Linked DNA regions of Homo sapiens: regions 1 and 2 are each linked to region 3. A link is an interaction called in ENCODE POLR2A ChIA-PET data of the cell type or tissue named here. Cell type or tissue: MCF 10A. All regions are shown on one strand. Each heading gives the region's core, and the rest is flanking DNA. Links, peaks and the distances in the headings are about the cores only.

Region 1 (7,721 bases), core at 1,369-6,368, 140 kb before region 3:
CGATGACAATGACTAAAATAAAATGAGGCAACACCAAATGCTGGCAAGGATGTGGAAAAACTCGATCATTCACACATTGCTGTTGGAAATGTAAAATCATACAGCTACTCTGGAAAGCGGTTTAGCAGTTTCTTTAAAAAAACAAGCAAACATGCAACTATCATATGACCCATCAATTTCACTCCCCGGCAATCTCTTGAAAATTATGCTCAGTGAAAAAAGCCAATCCTGAAAGTTTATATATTTATTATTCCATTCATATAGAATTGCTGAAATGACAAAATAATGGAAATAGAGAACAGATCAGTGGTTGCTTTGAGTTAAGAAGGGGATGGGGTGAGAGGAAAGTAGGTGTGGCTACAAAAAGGCCTCGAGTGATCTTTGTGGTGACAGAAATGTTCTGTAGTTTGACTCTATTAACGTCAATATCCTGGTTAGTGATACTATGCTAGAGTTACTACTAGAGGAAACTGGGTTAAAGGCACATGTGATTTCTGCATTATTATTATTTTTTTACAAACATACATGTATCTACAATTAACCCAAAATTAAAGGTTTAATTAAAAAAAAAAAGGAAATGGAAATTTCTGCACACGAAGGAAAGAATCTAAACCCCAAAGAAAGAAGCCTTTTGTAAGAAGGCAGACACTTACCTAAACAGTGTATCTGACAAGCCTAGACTCAGGTGGGCAAAGGAATGGACCTGATACAGATTGAGTGACTTTGATGGTATAAGGAGTGGAGCCTTTAATGACGTGGGCTGGCATGACCAGTTAGAATCTGGAGGATCCTAAAATGGAGAGTTATTTGTCCCCACACATTAGATCGCCTTCATGGGGCATTTACTGAGGGTACAGCAGTGTAGCAGGCTGAGAATGGGGCTATAAAGCCATGAAACATTTCTGCAGTCTCACAGTTCATACACCCTAAAGTCATGCTAGTGGAAAGAACCAATGAAAGACACAAAACTCATCTCCCACCCTCATGACAGCTGAAAACAGAAGCCAGGTGAAAGTAACTAAAGCAGCAACCTAACCCTAAACAAATTCAACTCCTATTTTATCAGCCTCACTGCAGCTTCCTGAAAAGGAAAGAACACTGCTTCGCTTTCAATGGTTCTTTTATACGTTATTTAGAGCACAATAAAAAATTTAAGACATGTAAAGAAGTAGGATAACATAAGAGGAAAACAATCAAAAGAAAACCCACACAGCAGAACCACAGATGTTAGAACTATTATAGCAGAAAAGAACTTTAAAATGGCAATTTTTAAATACACAGGAAAAGATGTACAAATTAGATGCAATATCAAATTTAAGAGAAATAGAAACTCTAAAAAGAGCAAACAGACATTCTAAAAGTTAAAAATACAATAAATGAAATTAAGAAATCTATGACCTATTCAAAGGCTGAGCGTGGTGGCTCATGCCTGTAATCCCAGCACCTTGAGAGGTTGGTGGATCACCTCCTGAGGTCAGGAGTTCAAGACAGCCTGGCCAATGTGGTGAAACCCCACGTTTACTAAAAATACAAAGAAAAAAAAATTAGCCGGGCGTGGTGGCACGTGCTTGTAATCCTAGCTACTCAGGAGGATGAGGCAGGAGAATCACTTGAACCTGGAAGGTGGAGGTTGCAGTGAGCCGAGATCACGCTACTGCATTCCAGCCTGGGTGACAAGAGCGAGATTCTGTCTCAAAAAAAAAAATCTATGACCTGTTCAAGCAATGAGGTAATTTTAAATGCACTATATTCAATATGTAAGAATTTTTCAAATATATTAAATAAAAATGATCCCATTCTTCTGTCACATGCCTCCCCCACACATCTCTAATCCCTCAACACAGCAAAGACTACTAGACAATCACAGCACTTTCAACTTGTTATCAGAATTCTTAGCAAAGACCTCTAGACACCAACACCAATAAGAGGTGGCATTGGAAATAAAACCTGTTTGATTTAGTCAAAACGTAGGTTGCCTTAATCACAGTGCTTATGAAAAAATGTAAAGTCACCACTTTGTAATGAAGCAGGGGACTAGGTGAACTTATAAAGTAAGTGAAAGTGTGTCATTGATTCCTGCCTCCTGCTTTGTCCTATTAAACAAAAACTTTGTGGTAAGGGCTCTACAATGTGAATTAAAAATCCTACCTCCCAGGTATATATTTGAGAGAAATTAGTGGATATGTACACAAAAGGACTTGTATAAAATGTTTTACACAGCTTTCTTCATAACAACCAAAAAGTAGAAACAATTCAAATTCCCACCATGGAATATTACACAGCAATAAAAAGGAACAAGCTACCAGCACGCACAGTAACACAGATACTGAGTAAAAGAAGCCATAATTAATCATATATACTGCATGATTCCATTTATATGACGTTCAAACCTAATCTATAGTGATATGAGTTAAAAAAAAAAAAAAGATTATCTCTGGGGAGGGTGGGCTGTCTTGGAAAGAGCTAATGGGAGTCTTTCTGGAGTACTGGAAATGTTTTGTGTCTTTCTATGGATAGTGATTGCAGTTATAAAAAGGCATCAAGCTGCGTACTTAGATTTGTGCAGTTCACACAGAAAAAATAATGATGATGATGAAAATAACCAGGCTGTGAGGTACGATATCTGCAAATGGCCAATAAACAAGAATCTTTGGGAATTATTAGATGATGTTAAGATACTACTGAACAGGAAGAATGGCGCTAATAAAGAAAGCATATTTTAATGACATGCTAGCTTTATTTGGCATTCTATGTGTCCTATAAAAATCTGTTTAAAATGATTCTTTTTAGATATATCTTCTGCACTAGATGAGAAGTTCATCTGGGGCAGGGGTTAGCAAACATTGTCTGTAAAAGTCTAGAGAGTAAGTATTTTCAGCTTTGCAGGCCATATGCTCACTGCTGCAACTACCCAATTCTGCCACTGTAGCACTAAAGCAGCCATACAAGGTAAGTAAATGAGTGAGTGTGGCCCAATTTGGCCCACTGGCCATAGTCTGCCAACTCCTGATCTAAAGGAAGAACTATAATAGCCTTTGTTTTCCGTGTTTATTTTCTACAGTACTTCACACACAGTAGGCACTCAGCGAAGCTAAAAGGAATCTTTAAAACCGTCTCTTCTAATCCCTCCACTCACGGTGAAAAACATCAATCAGAGGTTTAAATTTGCTCAACAGTACTACTTTTTAAAGCAGTGCCTCATTTTAATAAACATGCAAAGATTTAATAGTGATTTAAATTCCAAATTTTTTTACATGTAAAACATAAGTTTCAGAAGTTCAGACATTTTACATAGCATAAACTAAAAATAATTAGTTTAGAAAAATGTATCTTTACCTATAGTTTGGTTATAAGTTATCAATACGAGCTTTCAGTCACACAACCATAAGGGATCAATCTAGGAAGTACTAAAACCTCACCATATAAAATGAGGAGCTAAGACTAAACGAAACTTTCTCCAGGACTCAAGTTTTTCTAAAAGCCAAAATGGTAATGAACTTATTTAATAGTAGTTAGCATTATTAGGAAACACTTGATTATAACTTAACTAAATTATAAGGAAAACGTTTAACATAATTATACTTCAACACAGTAATATGATCTACACTAAAAAATTCTATTACAGGTTACTGAACATTTTTACGTGGCAGTCAAACAATCAGCCAACAGTAGAGGGCAGCATTTCTATTCACTATTAAAACCTAACTTAAAAAATTTGAAGTCTTTTAAAAAAAATCTAAAAAATCTGAAATACCTGTACTGAGACTTTCTTTTAACATATTTAATACCCCTTTCAAAGCTTCTAACATACAATTTTAATACAACCTACAAGTGAAAGTACCCTAATATAAATATGAATATTTAAATAAAAGATAGCTGTTTTACCCAAAGGAGTCAAATTTTGTATTCATAATTCCCAAACTGATAAACCAAAACAATTCAACAGTTCTCTGGTGACTTAATTCCTAAAATTCTATCAGTTATGTTAAAACAAATTTGCTGGGCACCCACTGGAATGACAAACATCCCCACACACGGGCATACATTTTCTTTACCCATATAAAGAATCACCAAAAGAATCATGAACTTTTGGCAAGTAGGAGATTCAGGGAACTGTTTCAGAAGACAAGGCAAAGCATCACTCTAAAATCTAAAATAAAGGCAGCAAAAAGAGGCTGACAAAGCAGAAACAGGTATGGGTAAAAGCATCTTTCAAGCTCCTTCTCTTTCATAATCCTTTTATTCCTATCTCCAGCTTGCCTTAATGAAACACCTGAACTTAAAGAAAGACATGATCCTATTACAAGAAATTCTGGTACTAAAGTTACTCTCAGAAGTTACTTGACAGCTGGGAAACCTCCATGCTAAAGAACACGAAATGCCCTCAGCTGCGGTTTAAGCAGAGTGCTTTATTGCTAACATAAGAAAATATACCATATATAACAATAATCCTAAATCACTCTTGTTGGGCCTTTTATGCTCTGAGTTAATTTTCCTACAGTGATTACGAGCCTGACAAAAATGACACTTCACTGCCTGGCCTCTAACAATATTAACTCCACCTCAACGGACATGTTTGCAAAGCAGCTAGCTAAGAACACAAGAACTTACAAACACAAAAATAAATCTCTCTTAGACATTATGTGGAAAAGCACAAAATACTGTAACCAAGCTGATTAAAGTACATAAAAATGTATATAAGTGTATGAACAATAATCAGAAACGCTGCCATGCTAGAAATGCTCACTAGCATCTTTTTGTCCCACAAAATATCTAAATCCAGAAGAGTATTTTTTTTAACTCGAAGAGAAGTACATTTTCATTTTCACTAAAAGGCAAAACAAAACAAACATTACACTTGGATTTAAAACATATTAATCAGAAAAGGAATACAGAGCTATTTATGACAGCCTTAAATTAGTAAATGGCATTAATACTACTGTAAATGGAGACCAAGATTTGGCAGTTCAGTAGCAGTGATGGTTTAGTCATCACATCTCACAACCTTGTCATTTGCAAACGTTTTAAAGTCAGATTCTTCATTGTGAAGAACATATAGTTATGGGGGGGCGGGGGGGAACAACCAAAAAACTAATCATCATTGCTTTAGCTCAACCCACATGCCTGTACTTAAGGGTATCCATGGTAGCAATGATGCAACGTGCCTACCTAGTTCACCGTGCCTACACAAGTGGGAGAGAGGGGAGGCGGATGATGAAAAAAATTTCACTTGGAAAGGTGTTTTAGTATTAACATGATAAAATTACATCAACTACACTGTCAGACTTTTAAAACACATATAGAATCACAAAGCTCTCTAAGACCAGAAAAGGGAGAAAAGAACAAGGGATGGGGTACACACCGCAGCCTTTAGTTCAAAAGAAAATCAAGAATTTTGCTCTTCCTGCTAGAGCCATTGGTTAAATATGTTCAAAGGGTTTATTTCTAATAATAGAACAAATTATTTTAATTTAGTTTTTTCAAAAGCAACTACAAACAATGTTTTAGGCTTCTAATTTCCAACCTACATCCTTCTCTATTTTTGCTTTAACAGTTATATAATAAAAATTTATAAATACTTTAGGATAATGATTACATCTAATTTTTTAAGCAAAATAGACCCTCTTTTGCTAAAAGAGTCAATGTAAAAAAATTCAAAGTCTATCAAGGAAGATGGAGCAGAGAGAGGAGATAGATCATTTCAAATAACCTTGCTATAATACTGGAAATAAAACCAAAATGAATGAAATGATAAAAGGCAAATCACAGGGGAGAACCAACATAGACAACCATGAAAAAAATTTAGAGAGGGAAAAAGCAACAACGACCCTGTTTTCCAGGATTATGTGCCCTTTAAACATTCAGTAAGAATATTTCAACAAGACAGTTTACCTAGAGGTACAGAGAAGACATCTCCTTATAAACAGGGAATGGAAACAGATAATGGGCATGTCTGTATCCGATCAGAAACTACTGTTTGAACTAGAACTCTGAGCAACAAGAAAAGAAAACTAATTTCCATCAATTTTCCTGCTTTTCCTCTTATGAAAAATAATTCATTATACAGAAAGAGTAATAGCCTCTACTTTCAGAATTTACAAATTTACCTACTCTTTTATTACTGAATGTAATTTTAAAATCTCAACAAGTTTGTCTAGCAATCACTATGAGACATCGTAAGTGCATAGAAATAAAAAAAGGTAAATTATTCCATATTTTAAAAACCAATGGATGAATTTTAAATGTAAGCACGCTGAATCTATAACACCATCACACAATGTCTGCAAACTGGTGCTCAAAAATAAAAGAAGCCAAACTTAGAGATTAAGTGAAGCATGCTGCACTTTGAACACAATGAGCAAAACAGACTTCAAAACAAGTACTTTCAAGGAGTGCTTGTACAAGTCTAATCATTTTAAATCCACATCAACATCTTTCTAAAGGCAACACAATCAGCACTTGACTATTTTCCTCTTCCTAAAAAAACAAAAAATTAACTATAATTATAATAGATGGAAGAGTCCAGAAAATGCTCTCAAAACGAGTTATACTTTCAACTAGCATGGCATGTTGGGACACAAAGGGGAGAAGAGTAGCTCTGAGAATACACTGAGAAGATTTAAATATAATCAGGACTTTACAGACCCTTGCTGCTGGGAGAAAGGCTTCCTGTAAATCTCAGGGAAAAAACATCTGTGCAACACGCTTTTGGCTATCTAAAACACATTTCAAAATACCGCCCTTTCTAAAGGATATAAACTAAGCATCACATGGATTCACACATCTATTTTCAAATCTATAACAATGGTTACACCTTATTTTTAAAAGACACTGAACAAAGGGTCTCTCACATCTGTCACTAACAATGAAATACAGAAAAGCATATTATATCTTACCTTTGTGGTTACAATGCACAGGCAATCCATTACTCTACCATTACAATATTTTATACATAAAGCAAAACTATTTTAAGTTGCCTAGTTGAACAAAACATGTAAATAAAAATAAATAAAGCTGTGAGATAAAACCATAAATGAAGAAGTTATAACTGTAACTAGATCTCTCCAGGATCCATTCTTAGAGGTAGCAATTTTTCTACTATCTAAAATACAAGAAACCAGAGTCTGTCACGTGCCCTACAATCTTCTTTATGTAATCTGTATCTGAAGAACTTGAAATTATCCCACAAAACACTGTGGAAGATGTCAGGGTTTATTCCACAAGAGTCCACTGCTTCTTCAGATGCTGTTTCATTAATCCCTCTTTTCAAGATATGAGGTTGACAGGAAGTCATCTGATGAAATGCTCCACAAAGAGGTTCCCCCGATATAAATTTAAATCTGCTTCTCCTCGTTAGCTACAGTTTGGATACTCAAATGACAACCACCAAAAAAAAAAAAAAAAAAAAAAAAAAAAAAAAAATCACTAAAAATATGCAAGCAAACATTTCTTCCACTAAACCATTTCAGCAACTGCAGCCTGCAAAGTAATGACTTTCTCGAGCAGTAATGAATGGAATATTCCATGTGGTTTTTTGAGAAGGGGAGCAGGAAAAACAAAATACAATAATTTAAAATATTATCTCTAAAACTTGCCTTTTTTTCTTTGCTAAAAAAGTGAATAAATAACATTTTACCAACAAAGGCAAATTTTAACTTTACTGCCTTACTAAATCCATTTCACTGATCCCCCACACACCAAAAAAAACCACCACAAAAAGA
Region 2 (7,721 bases), core at 1,369-6,368, 78 kb before region 3:
TATTCAGGAATTATTTCTTTAAATAAGCCCTCTGTCTCTTTCTCTCTCTCTCTTCATCTTCTTTTCCTGCCCCCCGTCCCCCATTTATTTTAGCTTCAGGGGTACATGTGCAGGTTTGTTACAGGGGTAAATTGCCTGTCCTGGGGGTTTGGTGTACAGATTATTTCATCACCTGGGTAACAGGCATAGTACCCGATAGATAATTTTCTGATCCTCACCCTCCTCCCACCCTCCACTCTCCAGTAGGCCCCCTGTGTCTATTGTTTCCTTCTGGAAGAACGGACTCTGGATATTAGACCTTTGTTGGATGAGTAGTTTGCGAATATTTTCTCCCATTCTGGAGGTTTGTCTGTTTACTCTGTTGGTAGTTTGTTTTGCTGTGCAGAAGCTTTTTTGTTTAATTAGGTCCCATTTGTCAATTTTTGTTCTCGTTGCAATTGCTTTTGGCATCTTCATCATGAAATCTTGTCAGTGCCTATGTCCAGAGTGGTATTTCCTAGGTTTTCTTCTACGGTTTTATAGTTTTAGGTTTTACACTTAAGTCTTTAATCCATCTTAAGTTGATTTTTGTATATGGTGAAAGGAAAGAGTCCAGTTGCAATCTTCTGCATATAGCTAGCCAGTTACCCTAGCACCATTTATAGAATAGAGAATCCTTTTCCCATTGCTTGTTTTTGCTGACTTTGTCAAAGATCAGATGGTTGTAGGTGTGCAGCTTTATTTCTGGTTCTAATCACATTTATTGATTTGCATGTGTTGAATGAACCTTGCATCCCAGGAATAAAGCCTACTCGATTGTGGTAGATTAGCTTTTTGATGTGTTGCTGGATTCAGTTTGCTAGTATTTTGTTGATGATTTTTGCATCTCTGTTCATCAGGGATATTGATGCTTTCTTTTTTTGTTGTGTCCCTGCCAGGTTTTGGTATCAGAATAACATTGGCCTCATAGAATGAATTAGGGAGGAGTTCCTCCTCCTAAATTTTTTGGAATAGTTTCAGTAGGATTGGTACCAGCTCTTCTTTATATGTCTGGTAGAATTTGGCTGTGAATCCATCTGGTCCAGAGCTTTTTATGGTTGGTAGGCTTTTTATTACTGATTCAGTTTCAGAACTTATTATGTTCAGGGTTTCAATGTCTTCCTAGCTTAATCTTGGGAGGTTGTATGTTTCCAGGAATTTATCCATTTCTTCTAGGCTTTCTGGTTTGTGTGCATAGAAGTATTGGTGATAGTCTCTGAGGGTTTTTTTTGTATTTCTTTGAGGCAAAATGACCTCATTTTGTAAAACAGTGAATTCTAAGCTGAATTTAGTTCTCTAAGATGGCCCCATTCATGAGAAACCTTCCAGTTCCCAGCATACTGCTCCTAGGGTATTTAAACACCTTGGCATAAGGCTGTCTGGGGAGCGAGCCCATCAAACAAGTGTTGGGTTACTAGAAAGTCACCCTAGTTGAGAAGGAGACTAACAGGGATGGATGGCACAGTGAGGAAGAGAAAAAGAGAGGGAAGAAGGTGGTAGTAAGGACTGGGGCTCTCCTGGTTAACAGCCACTCTCTTGACATTTCCAGCTCCTTCTGCAGATCCAAGCTCACCTATATGAGGATTATTACTTCTTGGAATCAAAAGAAGTGATTGACACCATTACCAAAGCATTCTTTAAAGATCTGCCATTTTATGGGGTGCACCTAAGAATTCCTTTTTCTTTAATATTTTCTTCTAGTTTATGTGCTCAGTGAAGAAACATTAGAAAACAGAAAAGCACTAAGAAAAAAAAAATTAACCAAACTCACACAAGCCAAAGATAACAGCCAACTAACATTTGCTGTAGATATGTCTAGTATTTTCCATGCATATATATATATATATGTTTCTTAGAAAAATAGTATCATACATGTTATTTTGTAGTCTGCTTTTTTTAAGGAATTTACATTTATTTTATAGCTTCAAAAAGGCTTGGTGCATGATAATGACAGAAAATTAAGGATCTATACAAGGGATATTTACCCCCGGGAAGATGTATGTTACAACTCAGTTAATGCGTCAAATGTTAAATGTTGTGATACCGGCGTTTTATTTAGATGTTTCCCATTTATGATGATTGTTAAACATACATCACATGTCTACACAGACATACACCTTCCAAGCTGGGAATCAGGTCTGAGTGATCCTGTCGGTGTTCTGCCCACAATTTCATGAGTGACCTTAAGCAAATCAACTCAATGCTGCTTCTCTAGATAAAGTCCCAATCTTGTCTGGCACATCCAGCCGTAAAAACTCCTATCCAGTTCCCGGAATGTACCATGCTCTTCCGTGCTGCCATATTTTTTAACATCATTTTTTGGGGGGCCTAAAACACTCCTTCCTATCTGCCTCATTAACTCTTCATTATCTTTGTAAATTAAAAAAAATTTAAATTATAGTAAAATAGATATAAAATACACCATCTTACCCTTTTTTTTTTTATTCTGAGACAGAATCTCACTGTCACCCCAGCTGGAGTGCTGCACTGGCGTGATCTCAGCTCACTGCAACCTCTGCCCCCCCGAGTTCAAGAGATTCTCCTGCCTCAGCCTCCTGAGTAGTTGGGATTACAGGTGCCTGCCACCATGCCTGGCTAATTTTTGTACTTTTAGTAGAGATGGGGTTTCACCATCTTGGCCAGGCTGGTCTTGAACTCCTGACCTCATGATCCACCTGCCTCGGCCTCCCAAAGTGCTGGGATTAAAGGCGTGAGCCACCGCGCTGGGCCTTACCCATCTTTAAGTGTACAGTTCAGCAGTGTTATGTACATTCCCATTGTTGTGCACCCGATCCCCAGAGCTCTTTCATCTTGCAAAACTGAACCTGTACACACATTAAACAGTGTCTCTGCATTCCTCCCTCTCCCCGCTGCGAGCGATCGCTGTTCTACCTTCCGCCTCTAGGAATTCCACTGCTCTAGATGCCTCATGCACGTGGACTAATACGGTATTTGTCTTCTTTGTAGCTGGCTTATTTCACTTAGCATAATGTTCTCAAGGTCCAACCATGTGGTAGCACGTATCAGAATTTCCTTCCTTTATAAGGCTGAATTAAATTCCATTGTATGTATGTACCTCATTTTGTTCATCCATTCATCTATGGATGGACATTTGGGTTGTTTTTATTGTTGGTTGCTATAAACATGTGTGGACAAATTATCTCCTCAAGACCCTACCTTTAATTCTTTTGGGTATACACCCAGAAGTGAAATTGCTGGATCAATTGCTGATGGTCATTCTATTTTTGTAGCCTCCTTTTAAAACTTTGCTTTTTAGTACTTATTTTCCCCAAATTAATAATTTCTCAGGTAAATAAGAAACCAATCTTTTACAGAATAGTTTTTTTATCATCCATAGAGTGTTTTATCAAATGGCCATACTTATTAAATTGGTTGCTTCCAGATTTCCATTATGAAAAACCATGCTAGATAAACAAATGTTTATCCATAAGATGAATTCTTGGAAGTGAAATTACTGGATTAAGAGGTGTACATTTTAAAAATATTGATGCATAGTGTTATGGTATATGTACAAACTTCTAAAGGTTTATTTTTATGAAGCATCAGCCTCTGTTGCCAGCACTCTGTATAAGCAGGGCAAAGGCTGGCAGCTTAAGTACTCTCTAGTCTTTTTAAACTTTACCCTCAAAGAAAATAAATCTTTATACCAAAATTCTTATTCAGAAGTGAAAGTGTTATATAAGTCATCATTGACAGTAAACACAGTGAATGATCAGATCTTGCTGCTTAAATTTTAAATTAATATAAGTAATATCAAATCCATTTTTAAATGGTCCTCCCTCAGTAAACATAAAAAGTTCCTTCAAATTCATATATTATTTTTCAGATTACAAACCACTTCCACTTATGTTTTCTTACATATTCCTTATAGTTAGTTATTGTTTTCCCTGGTTTACACATGAAGAAATCGAGGCCCAGAGAAGTGACTTGCCTGAGGCAACAGAGCTGATAATCAGTGTCTTCTAGTTCCAAGTACATTGCTTTTCAAGCTGCGGATGACTCATCTTAACCAGTCCTTGAGGTCTTGTAGTAAGTAAGCATAGTGGAGACTTTTCCAAGCTTCTTTTTCAAACCAGAAAGAGGTAGTCGTGGTTTTTGGAAAGTAGCTAAAACTATGATTTAATAAGAGGGAATTTTGTAGCCAAAACCTAGTACATAAAATATAAATAGCCCTCCTTCTTTCCCCTAGAATTGTGCGATGCCCTTTGTGGTGCTGGTATGGCATGGTGTCAAACGTGTGGGCTCCGGCGTCATCCTGCTTGGACTGGAATGTTGGCACCAGGATACTAATTTTGTGATCTGAACAAGTCAACCTCTCTGCACTTCCATTTCCTTACCTGCAAAATGTGTAACAAGACCTCCCATCTCAGTGGAATGTTGTGAGGATTGGATGAGATAATGTCGGTAAAGTAATTAGCACTGTACCTGGCGCAGGCTCACTGCCTGATACATAGTAATCCTTACTACTAGGTGTTAAGGACCTAAGTAACACTGTTCCTCTGTTTTATCCTGGGGAGAAGGGTACATGAAATGGGCTAGTGAACAAGTTAAGAGAGAAAATAGCCTTCTCTGATCCCTCGGCTGATTAAAGAAGGTAATTAGAGGCTTCTCTAGTAAAGTGTAGGCTCATATCGTTCAGTTCAAATATTTTTTAAGTCTCCCTAGTTATTTCTTCTGTTACCAACGGGTTATTTAGTAGTTATGTTGTTAAACTCCAAATGGTTGAGGATTTCCATATATCTTCAGTTATTAATTTCTATTTTAATTCTGTTGTGATCAGAGACGGTGAATGTTCAATGTGTACTTTAAAAGAACGTGTATTCTGCTGTTTTGGGAAATATTGTTCTAGAAAACGTAATGAGTCAAATTGGGTGATAGTGTTCTTCATGTTTTCTATAACTGGTTTTTTGTAACTTGTTCATGTTTTCTATTGCTATTGTTTTTCTATTTACTTTGTCTATCAATTATTGAAATAGGACTTTGTGGAAAATTCTAACTATATGTGAATTCCTCTAATTGCCCTTTGCCCTTTGTTAGTTTTTGTTTCATGTGTTTTAAAGCTTTGTTATTAACTGCACATCCATCTAGAATTGTTACATCTTGCTGAATTAACTCGTCTACATTATGAAATACCCGTCTTTATTACTGTAATACCCTTGGTCCTGAAATCTATTTTGTCTGATATTAATATTGTTGCTCCAGTTTTCTTATAGTCAGTGTGTAATGTATCTCTTTCTACCTTTTTTACTTTTAACCAGCTTGTCTTCATATATTTAAACTCCTTTTTTTGTAGAAAGTATTAAGTTGAATGTTGCCTTTTTATCCATTATGATAATATCTGCCTTTTAATCAGGATGTTATGACTATTTACATGTAATATAATTACACTGATTACATTTAATATAATTAAATCAATTAATATAATATACTATAACATAATATAGTTAGGTGTAACTCTACAAGCTTACTTCTTTTTTTTTTTTCTGCTTGACTCATCTGTTCTTTGTTCCTTTACCTCTTCTTTTCCTGACCTCTTTTGGAGTAAGTGATTTATTTCTTAGGATTCTATTTTATCTCCACTGTTCCCTTACTAGCTATAATTCTGTTTTATGTTTTAGTGGTTGCTATAGGGCTTGTAATATGTATTTTTAACTTACCACAACCCACCTTCAAATAATATTAGCACTTCAAGCATAGTATAAAAACTTTACATCAGTGTATTTCCATTTTCCTTCTTAGGTCCTTCATATCAATGCTGTACATTTTAGATTCCTATTTATTGCAAAATCCACAATATGTCATTATTAACTTTGCTTAGAACAGGCCATTTAAATTTAAATATAGTAAAAATCGGAAAAAATCTTTTATATTTACCCACCTATCTACCATTTTCAGAACTCTTCATTCCTTAGGTAAGCCTGAGTTTCTGTCTGGTTCCTTTTCCTTCTGCCTGAAGATATTCTTTTTAACATTTATTATAGTGAAAAATCTGCTGGCAATTACTTCTCTCAGCTTTTTAAAATCTGAAGATGTCTTTATTTTATCTTTGTTTTTAAGAGATATTTTTTCCACAGGCTTTAGGATTCTAGGTTTGCCATTTTTTGTTTTCTTTCAGCAATTTAGAAATGCCTTCCCATTGCCTTCTGGCTTGCATTATTTCTGGAGAGAAGTCATCAGTATTTTTAAAAATCTTCGTGCCTCTGTATGTATGTCTTTTGTTGTTGTCGTTGTTGTTGAGACGAGGTGTTGCTCTGTTGCCCAGGCTGGAGTGCAGTGACACAATCTCAGCTCACTGCAAACTGTGCCTCCCGGGTTCAAGCGATTCTCCTGCCTCAGCCTCCCGAGTAGCTGGGATTACACGTGCCCACCACCACACCCAGCTAATTTTTGTATTTCTAGTAGAGATGGGTTTTCACTATGTTGTCCAGGCTGGTCTCATACTCCAGACCTCAGGTGATCTGCCTACCTTGGCCTCCCAAAGTTCTGGGATTACAGGCGTGAACCACTGTGTAATATGTCTTTTAAGATTTTTTCTTTTTCACTGGTTTTCTGCAACTTAATTAGGATATGGCTTGATGTAGTTTTGTCTTTGTTATGTCTCGTGGCTTGTTGAGCTCTCAGATCTGTGAGTTCATAGTTTTCATCAAATTTGAAATATATTTGGCTATTATTTCTTCAATATTTTTTCTGCTTTCCCTTCTGGAACTCTAATTACAAGTACGTTAAACAGCTTGATGGTGTCTAATAGGTCACTAAGACTTGGTTTATTTTTTTTTCCTCTCTGTGCTTTGGTTTGGAAAGTTTTCTATTACTATGTTTTTAAGTGCATTGACCTTTTATTTTACAATGTCTCATCTGCTGTCAACCACATAAAATCATAATCATTTTATTTCAGATATAGTATATTCCTACTCCACAGAGCACCATTTGGTTCTTGGGATGAGGAGGTGTCCCAGGATCATCATCATAGATCAGTGGACTTCCTGCTTATAAATGCCAATATATTCATAAGAAAAAGACGGTTGAATCCTGCCAATCCATAGCACAATGGCTTTTGTACTCCAGGGGAAACTGGTAGTGGTAGCAAATATCTTTTATTTTTCCTTAAACAATTTAACAAAGGGAGTCAGGTACGTTAAAGAACTCTGGAGAGTCAATCAGGTTTGTGTGTGTGCCACAATTTCTTGAGGTGGAGAAGCTGAGCTTTTTTCCTAAACACCAGAATGGAAGAGGTCATAGGACAGTAAGAATGATTAATAATGCCCTTAGACTCTGGTGCTTATATGACCCCTAGCCAAGTCACTTCAATATGTCTGAGCACCAGTTTTCTTATCTGTCAATTGGTGATAGTAATGCCTGTCCCAGTTGCCAGGGAAGGATGTTGTGTAAGTTATGGAAGACAATGAAGGTGAAAAGTTTTTGTGAACTTCAAAGTGCCACACAAATGAAAGGTGCTATTTGCTGGTGCTTCTGTTCTGGCACAATCATCTGGACCTTTCTCTGGCAGAAGCCAGAGCCCCTCCTTCTTACTTGCTCTCTCTTTCTCTCTTTTTGTCTCAGGTTCCAGGGAGTTGGGCTACTTCTGAGGACATCCACTAGGCATGTTTATAGCAGCTTTTTTGGCAAGGGCCCCAAACTGTAAACAACCCAAGTGTTCATCAACAGATAAATGGATCAACAAA
Region 3 (7,721 bases), core at 1,645-6,644:
GGTATAGTTTACTATCTGCAGTGCATTTGGGATAGTTTACTGTCTGCCTTGCATTTGGGATAGTTTACTATCTGCAGCGCATTTGGGATAGTTTACTATCCATAGTGTATTTTTGATAGTTTACTATCTGCAGTGCATTTGGGATAGTTTACTATCCATAGTGTATTTGCGATAGTTTACTCTCTGCAGCACATTTGGGATAGTTTACTATCTGCAGCGCATTTGGGATAGTTTACTATCCATAGTGTATTTGCAATGGTTTACCATCTGCAGCGCATTTGGGATAGTTTACTATCTGCAGTGCATTTGGGATAATTTAGTATCTGCCACACATTTGGGATAGTTTACTATCCATAGTGTATTTGGGATAGTTTACTATCTGCAGCGCATTTGGGATAGTTTACTATCTGCAGCGCATTTGGGATAGTTTACCATCCATAGTGTATTTGCGATAGTTTACTATCTGCAGCGCATTTGGGATAGTTTACTATCTGCCTTGCATTTGGGATAGTTTACTATCTGCAGCGCATTTGGGATAGTTTACCATCCATAGTGTATTTGCGATAGTTTACTATCTGCAGCGCATTTGGGATAGTTTACTGTCTGCCTTGCATTTGGGATAGTTTACTATCTGCAGCGCATTTGGGATAGTTTACCATCCATAGTGTGTTTGCGACAGTTTACTATCTGCAGCGCATTTGGGATAGTTTACCATCCATAGTGTATTTGCGACAGTTTACTATCTGCAGCACATTTCGGATAGTTAACTGTCTGCCTTGCATTTGGGATAGTTTACTATCTGCAGCGCATTTGGGATAGTTTACTGTCTGCCTTGCATTTGGGATAGTTTACTATCTGCAGCGCATTTGGGATAGTTTACCATCCATAGTGTGTTTGCGACAGTTTACTATCTGCAGCGCATTTGGGATAGTTTACCATCCATAGTGTATTTGCGACAGTTTACTATCTGCAGCACATTTCGGATAGTTAACTCTCTGCCTTGCATTTGGGATAGTTTACTATCTGCAGCGCATTTGGGATAGTTTTCCATCCATTGCATATTTGCGAAAGTTTACTATCTGCAGCGCATTTGGGATAGTTTACTATCCATAGTGTATTTGCAATGGTTTACCATCTGCAGCACATTTGGGATAGTTTACTATCTGCAGTGCATTTGGGATAATTTAGTATCTGCCACACATTTGGGATAGTTTACTATCCATAGTGTATTTGTGATAGTTTACTATCTGCAGCGCATTTGGGATAGTTTACTATCTGCAGCGCATTTAGGATAGTTTACTCTCCATTGTGTATTTGCAATAGTTTACTATATGCAGCGCATTTGGGATAGTTTACTATCTTCAATGCATTTGGGATAGGTTACTGTCTGCCTTGCATTTGGGGTAGTTTACTATGTGCAGCGCAGTTGGGATAGTTTACTGTCTGCCTTGCATTTGGGGTAGTTTACTATCTGTAGCACATTTGGGATAGTTTACTATCTGCAGCGCATTTGCAATAGTTTACTATCTGCAGCGCATTTGGGATAGTTTACTGTCTGTAGTTCTTTTGCCCATTAGCTTGGATTCCTTGTCGTAGGGTCTCTTTTTGTCTGCTTTGCAAGCAAAAATCAGAGCCCCTGAGTCACAAAAGTGTGTAGGTACCTTTCCACACTAGTTTCTCCTCATTCAGGGACCCCATGGCTTATAAGAAGGTAAAGCTGAGTGGCTCTCAAGTGTCCCAGGAAAACAGTCCTTTCTGCATGTTTGATCTGCCAAGTTGCCAATATCTGATCTGAGCTCCTCAGAAGCTCCTAGGAGAAAGAGGTGACTCAGGGAGCAGAAATGATGGGCCAGAGAGAGAACCCTAATAGCTAGCTTCACAGGCCCATCTCTGTCTTTGCCCACCTTTCCTCACCCAAGTACAACAGTGTTTGGAGTGGCTTAGTGTAACCTAACTTTCAGTGGTCCCCTCAGGACTGGTAGGCCAAATTTAGAGCCCACACAAGGAAGTCTATTGGTCATGTGGTGTGCCTTGAAGCCTGCAGCATGTAAAAAGTTATATTTAATACCCTGGGAGAGACCAAATACAGGAAAGCCAGTTTGTGGGATACAATTATTTTTTCATAAGAAGCCTCTCTGCCTATGTGTTTGGTAAACTGTTAGCCCTCTAAGAGTTGGACTGTGGATTCTCTAGTCTTATAGTTAGACACGTGGACAAGCAGAACGTTTAAGAGTCAGAGGAACATTCCAGGATCTTCAACAGCCCTAAACAAGGTCATTGGCATCCTGCTAGATATGGTTGGCACAGAGCACACTCTGTGACTGACCCTCTCAATCAGCCCAGCATCCTGTCCAGTGGCCTGACCGAGGGCTGCACTGTAATCCTTGTTTCCTTTGAAAGTCTGGAATTCATAAGGAAATAGGGTGGGGGTAAAGAATGGATGATCTAATTTTCCAAGGGAGTATTGGATTAGTCAACAACTTGATCCCCACTGCTGAGATAGCTCCTTTTGTGAATATTTTACCTACCCACCTGCTAGGTCTCAAGGCTTCTGAAAGTACTCTTCCTAGACAACTACACTGAGCATCTTAAAACAGCACAGTCTGCTTCCTTCCCTCACTGATTCTGAAAAACGGAGCCGCTCCCAGTCCCTTTCGTATCCACCCTGACTCCAGGCAGGATAACACTGGATAAAGTCCCCTATATCCTTCAGCATAAAAATCCCAAAAGTCCACTCCAAGGCCTTCTGCCTGCTCTTGTTTAAGACACAGTGGCTGGTCTCTGAAGCAGCCTCTAGAGGCTCTGATGCCAGCCAGTACATTTAAAGATGAGCTAAAGGAAACAGAAGGGTAGTTGGTACACTTCTTTATCTCCCGACATTTGCCTGGAGCAAAAGAAAGAGGAGAATGATGCTGAGATTAAAGCCTCTCCCCTGGAGTGATTCTATGTGGCCTGTTGCGTTGGTGCAGAGAGGCAAGGCAATAAGGCCTTCTGGGGTTCAGCAGAGAGACAGGTCAAACAAGGGTACTGCCCAGGCTGCTGGGGCCCCAATCAAGATGTGACTCTTCTCCAAAGGGAGCAGATGACACGGGCCTCCTTGTACCAGTGTGGCAGCCAGCATGTGTGCAGGATGGGGACAGACACTCAGGATAGGCAGAGAGAGCCACATTACCAAGTAATCAGACTTGTTTACCACTCTTGAGGTAAATGTGGGAAGCCAACAACCAGCATTTTGTAGAGTCACTTGGCGGAAGAAACACCATCCACACAAGTCAATCAAAAATATATATTCTTGGCTGGGCGTGGTGGCTCACACCTGTAATCCCAGCACTTTGGGAGGCCGAGGAGGCGGATCACCTGAGGTCAGGAGTTCAAGACCAGCCTGGCCAACATGGTGAAACCCATCTCTACTAAAAATACAAAAAATTAGCTGGGCATGGTGATGGGCACCTGTAATCCGAGCTACTCAGGAGGCTGAGGCAACAGAATCGCTTGAACCTGGGCGGCGGAGCTTGCAGTGAGCTGAGGTTGCGCCACTGCACTCCAACCTGGGCCACAAGAGTGAAACTCCGTCTCAAAGAAAAAAGGTCTATTTTTAAAAACTACTAACTGAGAAAGAAGTAAGAGCCTTGAAGAAACAGAAAGAAGGAACCTGAGCATGCCACGGCAGGAGAGGATGAGAACGGCATGGAGAAGGGGGAGGCGCAAGCAGCTGGAAGCCCACGGCGGAATGGGCCGGTGCTCGGAGAGCTGTTCGGATGGCACGGGAGCTGATTGTCTTGACGTTAAGTTCCTCGGTGAGGAGAGAACAGAAGTTAATGGCACCCACCGGGCCTGGGTGGAGCCTCAGCACCACCAAAGAAAGCAGATTCTGCATTTGGAAAGCCTAGGCCCTCTCCTTGAACCTGGTTCTCAAGGTTTCGGTGATGAGTCACCTCGTTCCCCCTCACCAGCTTCTGTCTTTAGCCACAGCACTGACGTGTCTGAACCCGCACGCACCTCCTGAGCTGGAGCACCCGTCATCTTCACACCACAGATGACTAACCATGGCCTGCTCACAGTCTCCTCATTATCACGGAATGAAAATGCTACATGCCTGAAAGCTGAGGTTTTGGGAACAGGATGAGAAGAGCTGCGGAAGGAATGGAGATGCAGGTGGCAATGAGCTAAGCTTTTGACAGGCCCTCGCAGTCCTCGGGAGCAGGGGCCAAGTGACCACAGATCCAGAGAGAGTGCTCTCCTTGGCAGGGCCGCATGAAATCTCATTCATTACAGCCTCCGATTAGGTTCCCAGGCTCATTAAAATCTGTGTGCCATTCACTGTTTCTCTTGGATCAGACTGGATTCTACTGTGCAGAGAATTGCCAGGGCTTCCAAGTGTCCAGTGCAGGCCAGATAGCATCTCTTGGCTTCACTTCTTCCTGAAGTTTCTCCCTGTGCTTCTGTGTGCTCACTGCCAAGAACACAAGTCAGCATTCAGGCCCACGGCTGCCAGCTGAAACAAGGGCTTCTGACCCAGACAAAGCCCGCAGATAAAGTCCAAAGCACTTGAGCTAAACTTACTCTAAAAACTATGGCAGTACAGGACAAAGGAAGACACTCGGGTTAGACACAAAGAACCACAGCTAAGGCAACCTTTAAAAAAGGAGAGTGGGCTGGGCGCAGTGGCTCATGCCTGTAATCCCAGCACTTTGGGAGGCCAAGGTGGGCGGATCACTTGAGCTCAGGAGTTCGAGACCAGCTTGGGCAACATGGCAAAACTCCATCTCTACCAAAAAAAAAAAAAAAAGTTAGCCAGGCACAGTGGCATGCACCTGTGGTCCCAGCTACTTGGGAGGCTGAGGCAGGAGAATTGCTTGAGCCAGGAGTACAGAGGTTGCAGTGAGCTTCTCGTGCCATTGCACTCCAGCATGGGGGACAGGAGTGAAACCCTGTCTCAAAAAAATAAAATAAAATAAAATAGGAGAGTAAAGAGGAGCTTTTACTCTATCTGATAGAAAGACATATTATAGCCAGGTGCGGTGGCTCACGCCTGGAATCCCAGCACCTGGGGAGGCTGAGGCAGGAGGATCACTTGAGGCCAGAAGTTCAAGACCAACCTGGGCAACACAGTGAGACCCCATCTCTACAAAAAATAGAAAAAAATAATTAGCTGGTCACGGTGGCACGTGCCTGTAAGTCCAAGCAACTCAGGAGACTTAGACGGGAGGATTTCTTGAGCCCAGGAGGTTGGGGCTGCAGTGAGCCGTGGCTGCACCACTGCACTCCCCAGCCTGGGTGACAGAGTGGGAACCTGTCTCAACAACAACAAAAAAAGACATATTAAAAAGCCATCATAATAAAAACAGTAGTTTAAAAACCATAAAAATAGATCACCAGAACAGAATAGAGAGCTCAGATTCAGTCCCAACTTAATGTAGGATGAAGGTGAGGCCGGGCGCGGTGGCTCACATCTGTAATCCCAGCACTTTGGGAGGCCGAGGCAGGTGGATCATGAGGTCAGGAGTTCAAGACCAGCCTGGCCAAGATGGCAAAACCCCGTATCTACTAAAAATACAAAAAATTAGCCAGGCGTGGTGGCATGCACCTGTAATCCCAGCTACTCTGGAGGCTGAGGCAGAGAATTACTTAAACCTGGAGGGGCGGAGCTTGAAGTGAGCCGAGATTGCGCCACTGCACTCCAGCCTGGGCGACAGAGTGAGACTCCATCGCAAAAAAAATAAAAAATGATTAAAAAATAAAAAATAACATATAGGATGCAGGTGGTCCCGCACATCACGGGGAAGGACAGATTATTTAGTAAATGGCATTTGGGAAACAGGCTCATTGTATAGAGAAAAATAAAACTGGACCCCTACTTAACACTAAATACAAAAGAGGACTCTGCATGCTTTAAAAACCTAAGTATAAAAGGTTAAAGAAAAATAGTGGAAATAAAATGGGCAGAAGAGAGTGCAGGGACGTATCTTTGTGATCGATCCTCCTCAAAACAAAATTTCAAAAGCATAAGGCAAATTTTTACGAATATGATTAAATTAAAATTAGGGGTTTCTAATCAACAAAAGTCCCCATGGACAAAGTTAGTAGACTGTTAACAGAACAGGCGTAGATATTTGTAACATCTAAATCAATGAGGGATTGATACGAAGAATATGGAAAGATCTTGAACATTTATGACTGTAATTAAAAATGGGGAAAGGGGCCGGGCGTGGCTCACGCCTGTAATTCCAGCACTTTGGGAGGCTGAGGCAGGCAGTTCATGAGGTCAGGAGTTCAGGACCAGCCTGACCAATATGGTGAAACCCAACTCTACTAAAAATACAAAAATTAGCCAGGTGTGGTGGCATTTGCCTGTAGTCCCAGCTACTCAGGAGGCTGAGGCAGGAGAATCACTTGAACCCGGGAGGTGGAGGTTGCAGTGAGCCAAGATCGTGCCACTGCACTCCAGCCTGGGTGACAGAGCACGTATCCATCCCCCCACCAAAAAAAGAAAAAAAATTGTGGAAAGGATATAAACAGATTTATACAGAAGATGAAATTCCAAAAAGCGAACAAGGTGGCATAGGTCAGTTGTGCTGAAGCAGACTCGGAGCTAGGGAGTTGTGAGCAGGAGGTCTATGTGGGAGTGATCTCAGCAGCAACGCGGTGAGGGAGTGAGGAAATCAGGATAGGACTGGGCAGAGCAAGAATCTGAACGGTGATGTGGGTACAGACAGGCCTTGGCTGATCCCACTGGGGAACGCTGATGCTGGCATGTCTTTTCAGAGATGTCCTGAATGTAGGCAAGGGACTGGGGCTTTGTACCCCTTCATTGACTAGCCTCTGGATGGACACTGCCCCCACGGAGAGCTCATAAGTGTGGGTGAAGCTGCTTACTTGGACTGAGGGCAATTCCCAGGGAGGGTCTCACCTGTGAGCCATTCACAGCCGGCACTCTGGCAGGGAGGGGTGGAGAGGGGTAAGGGGAGGCATAGCTTTTAGTCCTGAAGCAGGAACCGGAGCGGTATACCATGCATCTACCATGAAGAGAGACTCAAAAGTTTTAGTAACACAAAAAATGAAAATTAAAACAACAGCCGGATGTCACTGTATGCCTTTTATATTGGCAAAATATAGAAATACAGGTAGTGCCAAGTATTGGCAGGGATGTGGGACATAGCCACTCCTGTACCCTGCTGGCGAGAGGACAGATTGAGAGGAGTCGGCATTGGCAGTGTTCCGGGGCACACACAGGCATTGTTAGTCACATTCGGTATAACATGCTAGCAATGCCTCCACGAGGTATACATCCCAGGCCGCTCTTATGCAATTCTGTAAGGAGAGGTGTATGCAAATGTTGCCTGCACAGGAATTAGTGGTGGGAGCTGGAGACTCCCTGAGTTTCCATCACTGAGATGGAGAAATAAAATACAGTGAATGCACGCCAGGGAGTACGATGAAACAGGACTGAGGCAAAATAATAGACGTACACATAGCAGCATAGACGGATCTTAAGAACAGTGAAAAATGGGGGAAAAGCATGTAAAAGCGTTAGAAATAATGAGATAGAATATGTACATAAATTTAAAATACTGCAAATGCTATTTGTATGAAAATATGCGAACAAAACGATACACATGAAAGAACTAGGAATCATGTGCAGTGAGAGAAGGAAATGGAATTGCAGGATGGGGACTAAAAGGAATAAGGAAGTAAATAATTCACGAGGGGGTTTCCCAGGG

What was found. Peaks named below come from ENCODE experiments on the same cell type or tissue, not always from the same donor. Only the 100,000 strongest peaks of a DNase experiment are listed, where the experiment ranks them.
Region 1: POLR2A ChIA-PET joins it to region 3 with 10 read pairs; 6 of 35 experiments call an interaction of 5 or more read pairs at or near these places.
Region 2: POLR2A ChIA-PET joins it to region 3 with 24 read pairs; 3 of 35 experiments call an interaction of 5 or more read pairs at or near these places.

The regions. Positions count from the first base shown.
Region 1 is chr3:197,253,363-197,261,083 of GRCh38, forward strand. All of the region lies in intron 4 of DLG1 (discs large MAGUK scaffold protein 1), which reads right to left. Among named protein-coding and RNA genes, the nearest start is that of MIR4797, 37 kb to the right of the region's middle. In MCF 10A, for the core only: a CTCF peak has its summit at 3,671 (motif pointing right); a DNase peak (open chromatin) is centred at 3,669.
Region 2 is chr3:197,313,419-197,321,139 of GRCh38, forward strand. No RefSeq gene overlaps it. Among named protein-coding and RNA genes, the nearest start is that of DLG1, 19 kb to the left of the region's middle. In MCF 10A, for the core only: no CTCF peak of the experiment used is centred there; a DNase peak (open chromatin) is centred at 4,003.
Region 3 is chr3:197,390,784-197,398,504 of GRCh38, forward strand. No RefSeq gene overlaps it. Among named protein-coding and RNA genes, the nearest start is that of DLG1, 96 kb to the left of the region's middle. RefSeq lists enhancers at 2,973-3,022, 3,287-3,788, 3,396-4,595, 3,513-4,392, 3,915-4,209 and 1 more. In MCF 10A, for the core only: no CTCF peak of the experiment used is centred there; DNase peaks (open chromatin) are centred at 3,998 and 4,388.